2 separate regions of the Homo sapiens genome follow, and region 1 is linked to region 2. The links are chromatin contacts, found by Hi-C in ENCODE. All regions are on one chromosome and are shown on one strand. Each heading gives the region's core, a stretch centred on a gene start or an enhancer-like site at or near the end of the contact. The rest is flanking DNA. Distances are from core to core; before and after follow the strand shown.

What was found. A loop is a pair of places that touch in the nucleus more often than their neighbours do. Pooled maps may share reads with other maps.
Region 1: a loop to region 2 is called in a pooled map, with 18 times the contacts of the local background. The contact joins the promoter of MRPL30 here to the promoter of CIAO1 in region 2. A Hi-C loop is called at or near these places in 5 of 50 pooled maps.

Annotation. Positions count from the first base shown.
Region 1 is chr2:99,179,135-99,183,766 of GRCh38, reverse strand. It overlaps MRPL30 (mitochondrial ribosomal protein L30), which reads right to left and starts at 2,583. Exons shown (of 6, transcript NM_145212.4): 1 at 2,518-2,583. MITD1 (microtubule interacting and trafficking domain containing 1) reads left to right here and starts at 2,709. Exons shown (of 7, transcript NM_138798.3): 1 at 2,709-2,936. The coding sequence starts at 2,786. RefSeq lists a silencer at 2,202-2,374 and enhancers at 2,592-2,641, 2,662-2,891, 2,902-3,041.
Region 2 is chr2:96,263,699-96,268,490 of GRCh38, reverse strand. CIAO1 (cytosolic iron-sulfur assembly component 1) reads right to left here and starts at 2,266. Exons shown (of 7, transcript NM_004804.3): 1 at 2,002-2,266; 2 at 1,022-1,170; 3 at 755-866; 4 at 567-655; 5 at 1-34. The coding sequence starts at 2,140. TMEM127 (transmembrane protein 127) reads left to right here and starts at 2,494. Exons shown (of 4, transcript NM_017849.4): 1 at 2,494-2,622; 2 at 2,979-3,353. The coding sequence starts at 3,110. RefSeq lists enhancers at 1-1,077, 1,675-1,954, 2,185-2,374 and silencers at 2,605-2,654, 2,665-2,874, 2,925-3,234.

The DNA.
Region 1 (4,632 bases), core at 1,334-3,833, 2.9 Mb before region 2:
TTGGTTCATCAACTGTACACAGGTATACCAAACATGAAAGGGGGAAACAGTGTAGCATATACAGAAACTCCATACCATCTTCACAACTTCTTTGAAAATCTAAAACTATTCAAAAATAAAGTTTATTTATGAAAAAATTAAAACCTCCAATGCTTGTCCATTTTGATCACAGTGAAAATCAATTTTTTTTTTTTTTTTGAGACAGAGTCTCGCTTTGTCACCCAGGCTGGAGTGCAGTGGCCCAATCTTGGCTCACTGCAACCTCCGCCTCCTGGGTTCAACCGATTATCCTGCCTCAGCCTGCTGAGTAGCTGGGATCAGAGGCACCTGCCACCACGTCCAGCTAATTTTTGTATTTTTAGTGGAGACGGGGTTTCACCATGTTGGCTAGGCTGCTCTTGAACTCCTGACCTCAGGTGATCCGCCCGCCTGGGCTCCCAAAGTGCTGGGGTTACAAGCATGGGCCACCACCCCCAACTCTAATTCTTAACCCTCACCCTCTCATGTCTTTGTAGTACAGCACTACCAACCTTCCCCACCTCCAGGACTCCATCTCCAATTACTCTCTTGCTCAATCACCAGACATGCTGCCCCCCTTGTTTGATCTAGAACTAGTCAAGCAGGCATGCTCCCTTTGACTGACCATTCCCTCTCCTGGAATGATCCTGATATTTACATGGCTAATTTCCTTATCTTTTTCAATTTTTGGGTCAAATCTCACCTTTTCAATGAGGTCAACCCAGATCACATCATTTAACATTTTCACCCATACCCCAACTGTCAACACTCCCAATTCCTCTTCACTGCTTTCTATCGTGCTTATCTTCTAACGTAACTTAATTATCTGTTAGGTTTTGTTGTTTAGTGCATGTACATTCAATAGCACGCTAATTCCATAGGAAAAGGGTTTTTAGATTTTGTTGTTTTGGGTCTGTTATATTCATAGAAGTATCCCAAACATCTGTGTAAAGCGGTATCTGCCCTATAGCAGACATATAATATATTTTTGCAGAATAACTGAAGTTTAAATATTTACAGACTTCTGAAGGTGTGATAGTCAAAAGTTACAAGTTTTTAGAGACAGAGTCTCGCTATGTTTCTGGTATTGAACTCAGCCTCAAGCAATCCTCAATTTTCCCAGTAATTGGAGCTAGGTGTGTGTCACCACGTTTGACTCAAAGAATACGTTTATTTTATCTTATTTATTTTTTTGAGACGGAGTCTCGCTCTGTCGCCCAGGCTGGAGTGCAGTGGCACGATCTGGGTTCACTGCAAGCTCCGCCTCCCGGGTTCACGCCATTCTCCTGCCTCGGCCTCCCCAGTAGCTGGGACTACAGGCGCCCGCCCGGACGCCCGGCTAATTTTTTGTATTTTTAGTAGAGACGGGGTTTCACCGTGTTAGCCAGGATGGTCTCGATCTCCTGACCTCGTGATCCTCCCGCCTCGGCCTCCGAAAGTGCTGAGATTACAGGCGTGAGCCACCACGCCCGGCAAGGAATACGTTTTAATAAAGTAAAAGTTACTGTTAATAATTAGGCACGTAACTCCTGGACCCTGAAACAATTACGCTGTCTTCTGTAAAACAGGAAAATATCAGGCATCACAGGAGAAGTATGATCCCATTTCTATTTTTTTAAATGTCTGTGAACGTGTGTAATCACAGAAAAACTCTGGAAGGTTGTCAGAAAAACGTTAACATACCCCTGGGGGTATGAAAAAAGGCGTTTTTCCTCCCCCTTCTCCCCCCCAGCGACCGATAGTTCTTTTGTCTTTTTACAATGAGCATGCATGCAACAGGAATGTTAAAAATCGATTTCTTTTTCTAAACCGACAATGTATACAATTATTAAAGGGGGAAAAACACTTCTGAAATGCAAAACATGGAATCACTCTTGCAGAGATACCAGAGATCTCTGAAAGCTGGAAGCGTGTCTCTTCTCTGAACTCCTAGTGCCTAACAAGCAGTAGGCAGCCCTCATTACTGCCTCTTGGCAAAAAGGGCAGAACAAACAGCTTTTGGTAGGTCTCGATCAAAATGGTAACAAATCACAGTTTTAATAAAATGGCAAATATTCTAACTGCCAACTCTTGGATGTTTGCATTATAAAATGAAGCAATACAAAGATAAAGGCAATTTTCTGTCTTCATTAAAAAAAAAAAAAAGCAACCTTAATACCCAGTGGCAACCCTAAGTTATGAATAAAGCAGCAGCACAGAAAATGCTGCTTGGGTTCCCTTTCCCAAGCTGTCCAGCCTCGGCGGCTCCGTTCTTGAGCTCCAAGAGTCTGGGCACAAAAAGCCGCGTGGCCCTGGATCCTGCAAATTGGGAAACGGGGGGATCCTGCAGGCCAATGGCCTTACGGGAGCCAATGTGACGGGATCAGGGGCAGACCCATTTAGGTTGCCGTAACCGGCCAATTCAGTACGCAATAGGGAAAATCAATTAGGATCTGCAGAGGGTTCCCGGATACACCTTGCGAAGAATGCCGCACTCTCCGCCACTCATTCCCCACTCACCGGCACCCGCTAAACCTTCAGCCTGAAATTTTCCTCCGAAGGGAAGCAGAGCAGAGGAAGAACTACCAAGTGCTACACTCAAAGCCTGCCGTCGCAGTGAGCGCGACCTCCAAACTGAGGCATTTTTGTTCCGGCGAAATCCCTCCCACTCAGGAAAGTCCCTAGAAAGAGAGCGCAGGCGCCTGGGTATCACATGACCACTTCCCGGAAGCGCAGCAGACCCGCTCAACTTCATCCTGGGTTGAGGCGGAGGAGAACTTCCAGAATTATGGCGAAGTCCGGGCTGAGGCAGGACCCGCAGAGCACAGCTGCAGCCACTGTGCTAAAGCGGGCAGTAGAACTAGATTCGGAGTCGCGGTATCCGCAGGCTCTGGTGTGTTACCAAGAGGGGATTGATCTGCTCCTGCAGGTTCTGAAAGGTGAGCAATGAGCCAAGGCGGGGAGGACCTGAGGAAAAGGAGCTGGTTCCTGCTGTGTCTGGGGTGAAGTGAAAGAGTTAAAAATGATTTTTCCACACCACGAAGAAGCAGTTAAATACAGAAGGTGGGATATTCTATAGGACAACTGGGCCGCTTTCTTTTAGATCTTTAATAGATTGATGTTACCTAGAAAAGGTGGGGAGGCTACTAGTCTAGATTTTAAAAGACTTAAGAGATATAAGATATAACGCAATGTAATATATAAGCTTTGATAGGACCTGGGTTTGTACGAACTTTAAAAGACATTTTTGGATCTATTAGAAAAGTTTGAATATAGATTGGGGGGCATTAAAATTATTTTCTTAGGCAATATGATTTTTTTTCCAAAACTTTCCTTAATTTTTAGAGATGCAGACCAAAGTGTTTTAGAAAGAGATGCTATGATGTCTTTAGTTAATTTTCCTTAAGCAAAAATTTCTTAAAAATCGAAGCTCTATTTGAGCAAAAATGCTAATTTTAAAAATTTCGGTGATGGGTAATAAGGGTGTTTATTATACGATTATTTTTAATTTTCTGTTTAAACATTTGCATTTAAAGCAAGCCAAAGTAAAATTATGTAGCGGTAGAAGAAGAAAAGTTTTTCTTAAACGGATGAGGTTCGGTGTGAGAAATGCGCAGGGTTGTGGAGGAGACAAGTGAGACTTTTCGTATTATTCAATGTTGAGAAATACCCAAATATTCCTTAACACCCAGCACAACCCTGGCTCACAGTAGACACTCAATATTTATGTATTAAATTGATAAGATCAGCTCCTGCTCCCCAACCCCCGACACTCCCGGTCTGGACTAAGCTCCCTCTGTTCTTTCTAGTTTAAGCTTCTTATAATTAAAGTGTTACAGAAGCTTTGGGGCAGCAGAGGGGAGCCCTTTATGGTTTGGTGCTTTGGTCAGAACTACAAACTCTACCGGCCGGGCGCGGTGGCTCACTCCTGTAATCCCAGCACTTTTTTGGGAGGCCGAGGCAGGTGGATCATGAGGTCAAGAGATCGAGACCATCCTGGCCAACATGGTGAAACCCCGTCTCTACTGAAAATACAAAAATTAGCCGGGCATGGTGGCACGCACCTGTAGTCCCAGCCACTTGGGAGGCTGAGGCAGGAGAATTGCTTGAATCCGGGAGGCGGAGGTTGCAGTGAGCCGAGATCGCGCCACTGCACTCCAGTCTGCCAATAGAACAAGACTCCGTCTCAAAAAAAAGAAAAAATAACTGTAAACTCTACCTTGCCTGGGGCATTATTTGATGATAATGATGACAGTGACAACAGCAATAAGCATAGATATCACGTTTCAGTGCTGAGTGCCAGGCATTGCAGAAAACATTAAAAGCATGATCTCGTTTCATCCGTACCAATTGCCCTATCAAGTAGGAGTTGATGGTATTCTCGTTTTACAGCATAAAAAGTATTGTTCGCTTTCAAGTTCTGCCACTAGGAGGTGGTAGAGTCACAGTCGGAGCCCAAGGCCCCAACGACTCTGGTATACTGAATCCCAAAAGAGAGATGGTGTACTGTGTTGGTCAGGTGGAACACTGCTCAAGTTTTGGCTGCACTAGGAATCTGAAGCAGGAGAATCACAGTTCTGCTCTAGGGTGCTTCACTGATCCCGTAGAGGTTACAGAGACAATGATGTCACATAG
Region 2 (4,792 bases), core at 1,017-3,516:
TCACTGTGTCATCATAGCTGGCAGAAGCTAAGAGCTGGGGGAAGAGTGAAAGGAAACCCAACATGTGTCTGTGTGGCCCAGGAAGCAAAGGACAGGTCAGTTCCAGGTATCTGCTTTTATTTTATTTTATTATTTATTTGAGATGAAGTTTGCTGTTGTTGCCCAGGCTGGAGTGCAATAGCACGATCTCGGCTCACCGTAACCCCCGTCTCCTGGGTTCAAGTGATTCTCCTGCCTCAGCCTCCCGAATAGCTGGGATTACAGGCATGTGCCACCATGCCCGCTAATTTTGTATTTTTAGTAGAGACGGAGTTTCACCATGTTGGCCAGGCTGGTCTCGAACTCCTGACCTCAGATGATCCACCCACCATGGCCTCCCAAAGTGCTGAGATTATAGGTGTGAGCCACCACACCCAGCCGGATCTGTTTTTATAAAGGGACTAATGTTTTTTGTTCACAGATGGAACTCTCCGTAAAAGCTAGATTAAGGCTGAAAAGCAGAGGAAGGCTGGGCACAAGCCTGCACACCAGAGCCCTTCCCACAAGAGTCCCTGCTTGACTCTTACCTCCTGACTTGGGTGCCAAACCACATGCTTGACATCCTGTGTGTGGGAGTTGAGAACACTGACACATTCATACTCATCCTCTTCATCAACTGTGGGAGAGAAAAAGGGGACCCAAGAGCCGACCCTGTCAGGGACACAGAGGGGGCTGTCAGGTGGTTCCCAATCCACCTGGAGGGACCTGGCCTCACCTTCCCAGACCCAAACGCTCTTATCTCGGCTGCAAGTGGCCAGGAGGTTGCCAGATGGGGCCCAAGCCACTGACTTGACCTCATTTTCATGGCCCTCGAGAGTGGTTACACACTGTGAAAGGGGAAAGAAAATGAGAATTAACAGCAGCTAACACCCCTAAGCCCCTTCCCATGGGTACAGCCCAACTGGCGCAGGTTGGCTCAGGTTCCTGAACCAGCCCTGGGGAGGAAACAGGCAATAATTCTGGTCCCAACCAGCCTGGGTACCTCAAAGTCATCCTGGTTCTTCTTCCAAATGCAAGTGGTAGCATCAAAGCTGGCAGAGGCCAGGTAATTACCGCAGGGGGACCAGGCTACCTTCCGCACGGTGCGCTGGTGGCCTTCAGAAAGGACAGACTTGCAGATCCAGCTGTCACCTAAAGGCGGAGCGCAGGCCAGGCTCTGGAGCTGGGTGCAGCACCATGAAGCCATTCAATATCAGGGGCTAGCACTGGAATCAAGCTAGTGGGGGAAAGCTCAGGGAGTGTATTTCACAGCTTTTACAAAGATGCAAATGAATCTACTTCGTCTGGAAGCTTTTTTTTTTTTTTTTTTTTTTTTTTGAGACGGAGTTTTTGCTCTGATGCCCAGGCTGGGGTGCAATGGCACAATCTCGGCTCACTGCAATCTTCGCCTCCTGGGTTCAAGGGATTCTCCTGCCTCAGCCTCCCGAGTAGCTGGGATTACAGGTGCCCGCCACAACGCCCAGCTAATTTTGTAGTTTTAGTAGAGACGGGGTTTCACCATGTTGGCCAGGCTGGTCTTGACCTCTTGACCTCAGGTGATCTACCCGCCTCTGCTTCCCAAACTGCTAGGATTACAGGCGTGAGCCACCGCGCCCAACCTCTGGAGGCATCTTTCTAAAACAAATCTGATCTAAAATTGCTATTGGTTCCCCAATGCCCTCGGGATAAAATGTGACCATCCAGTCGCAAGTTACTCTGAAGGCCACTTTCCTAACACCTCTCTTTTCCCATTTTCCTGCCTCTGCAGCTAACACAATTCCCTTGACATTTCAGCTTGTCTGCTGACGTTTTTCCTCCCAACAGTCGCAGACTTCTTTGCCTGTAAAGCCCTTCTCGGCGTGGCTAACATCCCACTCTCCCTCCGCCAGGAACAGGTTCAGCCTCCCCTGCAGGCTGAGCGCCTGCACTACGCGCAGGCTGAGCCCTCAGCGCTGAGGGCCGCGCAACCAGGCTGGGCCTTACCCTCCGTGCCCCAGATGCGGATTCTCCGGTCGCCGCCGCACGAGGCCAGCAGGGTCCCCGCGGGGTTCCAGGCCAGGAACCAGCAGCGGGAGTCCGGGTGCGCCGGGACACGGCCCAGCAGCACCAGCGAGTCCTTCATGTCGGCCCGACGCAGGGGGAGGTGGGGGCGGGCAGAGTCCGCTGAGCAGACAGCGGGTCTCACCGCGCGCGTCTGCGTACCGCCCACTCCAGGCTTCCGCGGCCGACAGAGGCTCCCGCTTCCGCCGGAGGACCTGGGTCGCCCCGGAAACTCAACTGCCCACTGCTGCGGCCGCCATACCCTCTGGGAGTTGTAGTCGCTCCCCTCACCTCGGCAGGGAAAGCATCGCGGGACCGCCTCGAACTACCAGTCCCGTGAGGCCCTGCGCAGAGCCGGCGGCGCGCCCAGGCTGTGACGCGCGCGGGGGACGGGGCGGGGAGCCGGAGGAGGCGGAGGCAGAGGAGGAGGAAGCCGGAAGTGCATCGGCCCCGGGTCTGTCCGGGCGTTGCGGGATTGGGGCCTGGGAACGCTCGGCCCCCGGCAGCCGAGAAGCCCGTGACTGGGCTGAGCAGCACCATCCCAGCCCTGGGGCCTGCTGACTGGTGAGGAACAGTGGGCGGCGTGGGGAGGGTCTTTTCTGCGCACAGGTCGCACCCCAAACCGCCGGTCCCAGATCACGGGTCCCCGATCCCCGCGGCCCAGCCCGGTCCTCCGCCCCTCGGCATCCTCTGGCTGAGACCCTGACTCCGGGTCTTTGCTCTAGCAGTAGCCGATCCCCGATCCCTCCGCCCCCCACTCGAGTCTGCCCAGACCCCATCTGGCCCCTGGCCCTCTTCGGTTGTCGTCCCGCAGTCCCATTCCGGAGTCTCCTGTCTCCGCCCCCCGAATTCCCGCAGCCCTCCCCGTCTCCGTCAGCCCCGGGTCCCACCCCCCTATCCTCTGGTGTCAACCCTGACAGCCCAGTCCCGGCTTCACCTGCAGCGAACCCGGAGCGTTGCTATCCTCCACCGGACTGTCAGGCTCTGCGCGCCCCGCGGAGGTCGGCGGCGACCAGCAGCGACTGCGGAGCGACGGCGGGCGGCCCCGGGCATGTACGCCCCCGGAGGCGCAGGGCTGCCCGGCGGGCGCCGGCGGAGGAGCCCGGGAGGCAGCGCTCTGCCCAAGCAGCCGGAGCGTAGCCTGGCCTCGGCCCTGCCTGGCGCCCTGTCTATCACGGCGCTGTGCACTGCCCTCGCCGAGCCCGCCTGGTTGCACATCCACGGAGGCACCTGTTCGCGCCAGGAGCTGGGGGTCTCCGACGTGTTGGGCTATGTGCACCCGGACCTGCTGAAAGGTGAGGGTGCTGCGCGCTGGCCCTTAAAGCCTCGGTGGGGGACAGAATGTGTTCTGGCTGAAGCAGAGATAGCCAGGGACCAGACACTTGGTTGAAGGAAACGGCCCCATAACTGCCTGGTGTTCATGCCCACCAGGTGGCTCTGTTTGGGGTCCGGCCCCTCATTAATTCTGATGTTATTCAGCTAAGCACCTACTCCTCACAGCCATGTTAATCCGGACTGCTGCTATTTTAGGATTCTGCTGGAGGAAGGACGCTGTGTATCGAGAAAAGATAAGGGTGCTAGGTATCACAGTTAGCTGGCCTCTTCTAAGGATCCTGTGAAATACGGAAAAGCTTCTTTGGGGCAGACTGATTAATGGAGAAAAAGGAACTTTTAATATGACTAGGTTTTAAAAGATATCTTAGAGTTCTATGGTAATCGGATGCGTATTAGAGAAGAAGGGAATCTGTGGCATTTTAGGTAATCGGAAGACCGTTCCATTGCCACCCGCAGTACAACAGTCGGAATGTGGCTCTTGGAACCATTATAGGTGTGCCTGACAGAGGCAAGGTTGCTTTGTTCATCATCATGCTTTCCGGCCAGATAGACAGCAGACGATGGGAGGGTCCTATGGGCCCCATAGTTTATCCTGCCCATTCTTGTCTCCAGTAAAAATTGTGAAGTGTGAGGACAGGACTGGACTGTATCACCTGCTTTTTACCCTAACAATGATCAATGTACCCCAAACAGTCCTTAGTAACAGCATAGTTCATCAACCCCAAGGTCTTTTGAGCCATCTTGAAGGTCTTATATCCTCTCTGTGCTATCCTGTCTGTGCTATTCCCTGGCTGTGATGCATTCCAGATGTTTACTGCACCGCCTATCAGAAGCACTTCCTGTTAGATATCTGCGTGTTACCTCCTGAAGAATTCAGGCACTGGGATTTGGTGAAAAGGTCCAAGTTCCCCGCTGTGCATCGGACCATACTCTGCTTCTGCAGGTCTAGGCTGAAAAGCCTCATCCTTGTGGCCAAATGTTGCCTTTCTCTGAGTGTTCTCTTACTGTTTTGCATCTCTCTTGAGTTTTAGAAGCTGTAGGGTGATTTTGTAGAAGGTTGGGGACAACTGGTTGTTTCCAGATTTCACCTTAATGGTACTCTTTGCTGGGTTGGCTCATTAAAGCCAAAGTTATGCACACGACAGAGGCCTTATATGCAGCCTTTTCTCTGTCATGTTGCTAATGGCACAAAGAGCATTAAGCTTGAGTGAGTCTTGGTGGTTTTTCTTTTAGCACATTGCCCTGTACTTGCTTTCTTTGAAGCACACATACCACCTTCCCACCACTAGACCCATCAGATCTAGAAAGCTAGATCTCCGAAATCTAGCACTGCATGGGGTGTGCTTAGCTGTGGCTCAGAAAAATGAAGGATCTCCCCAAGGCTACCCAGTTTAGGGTG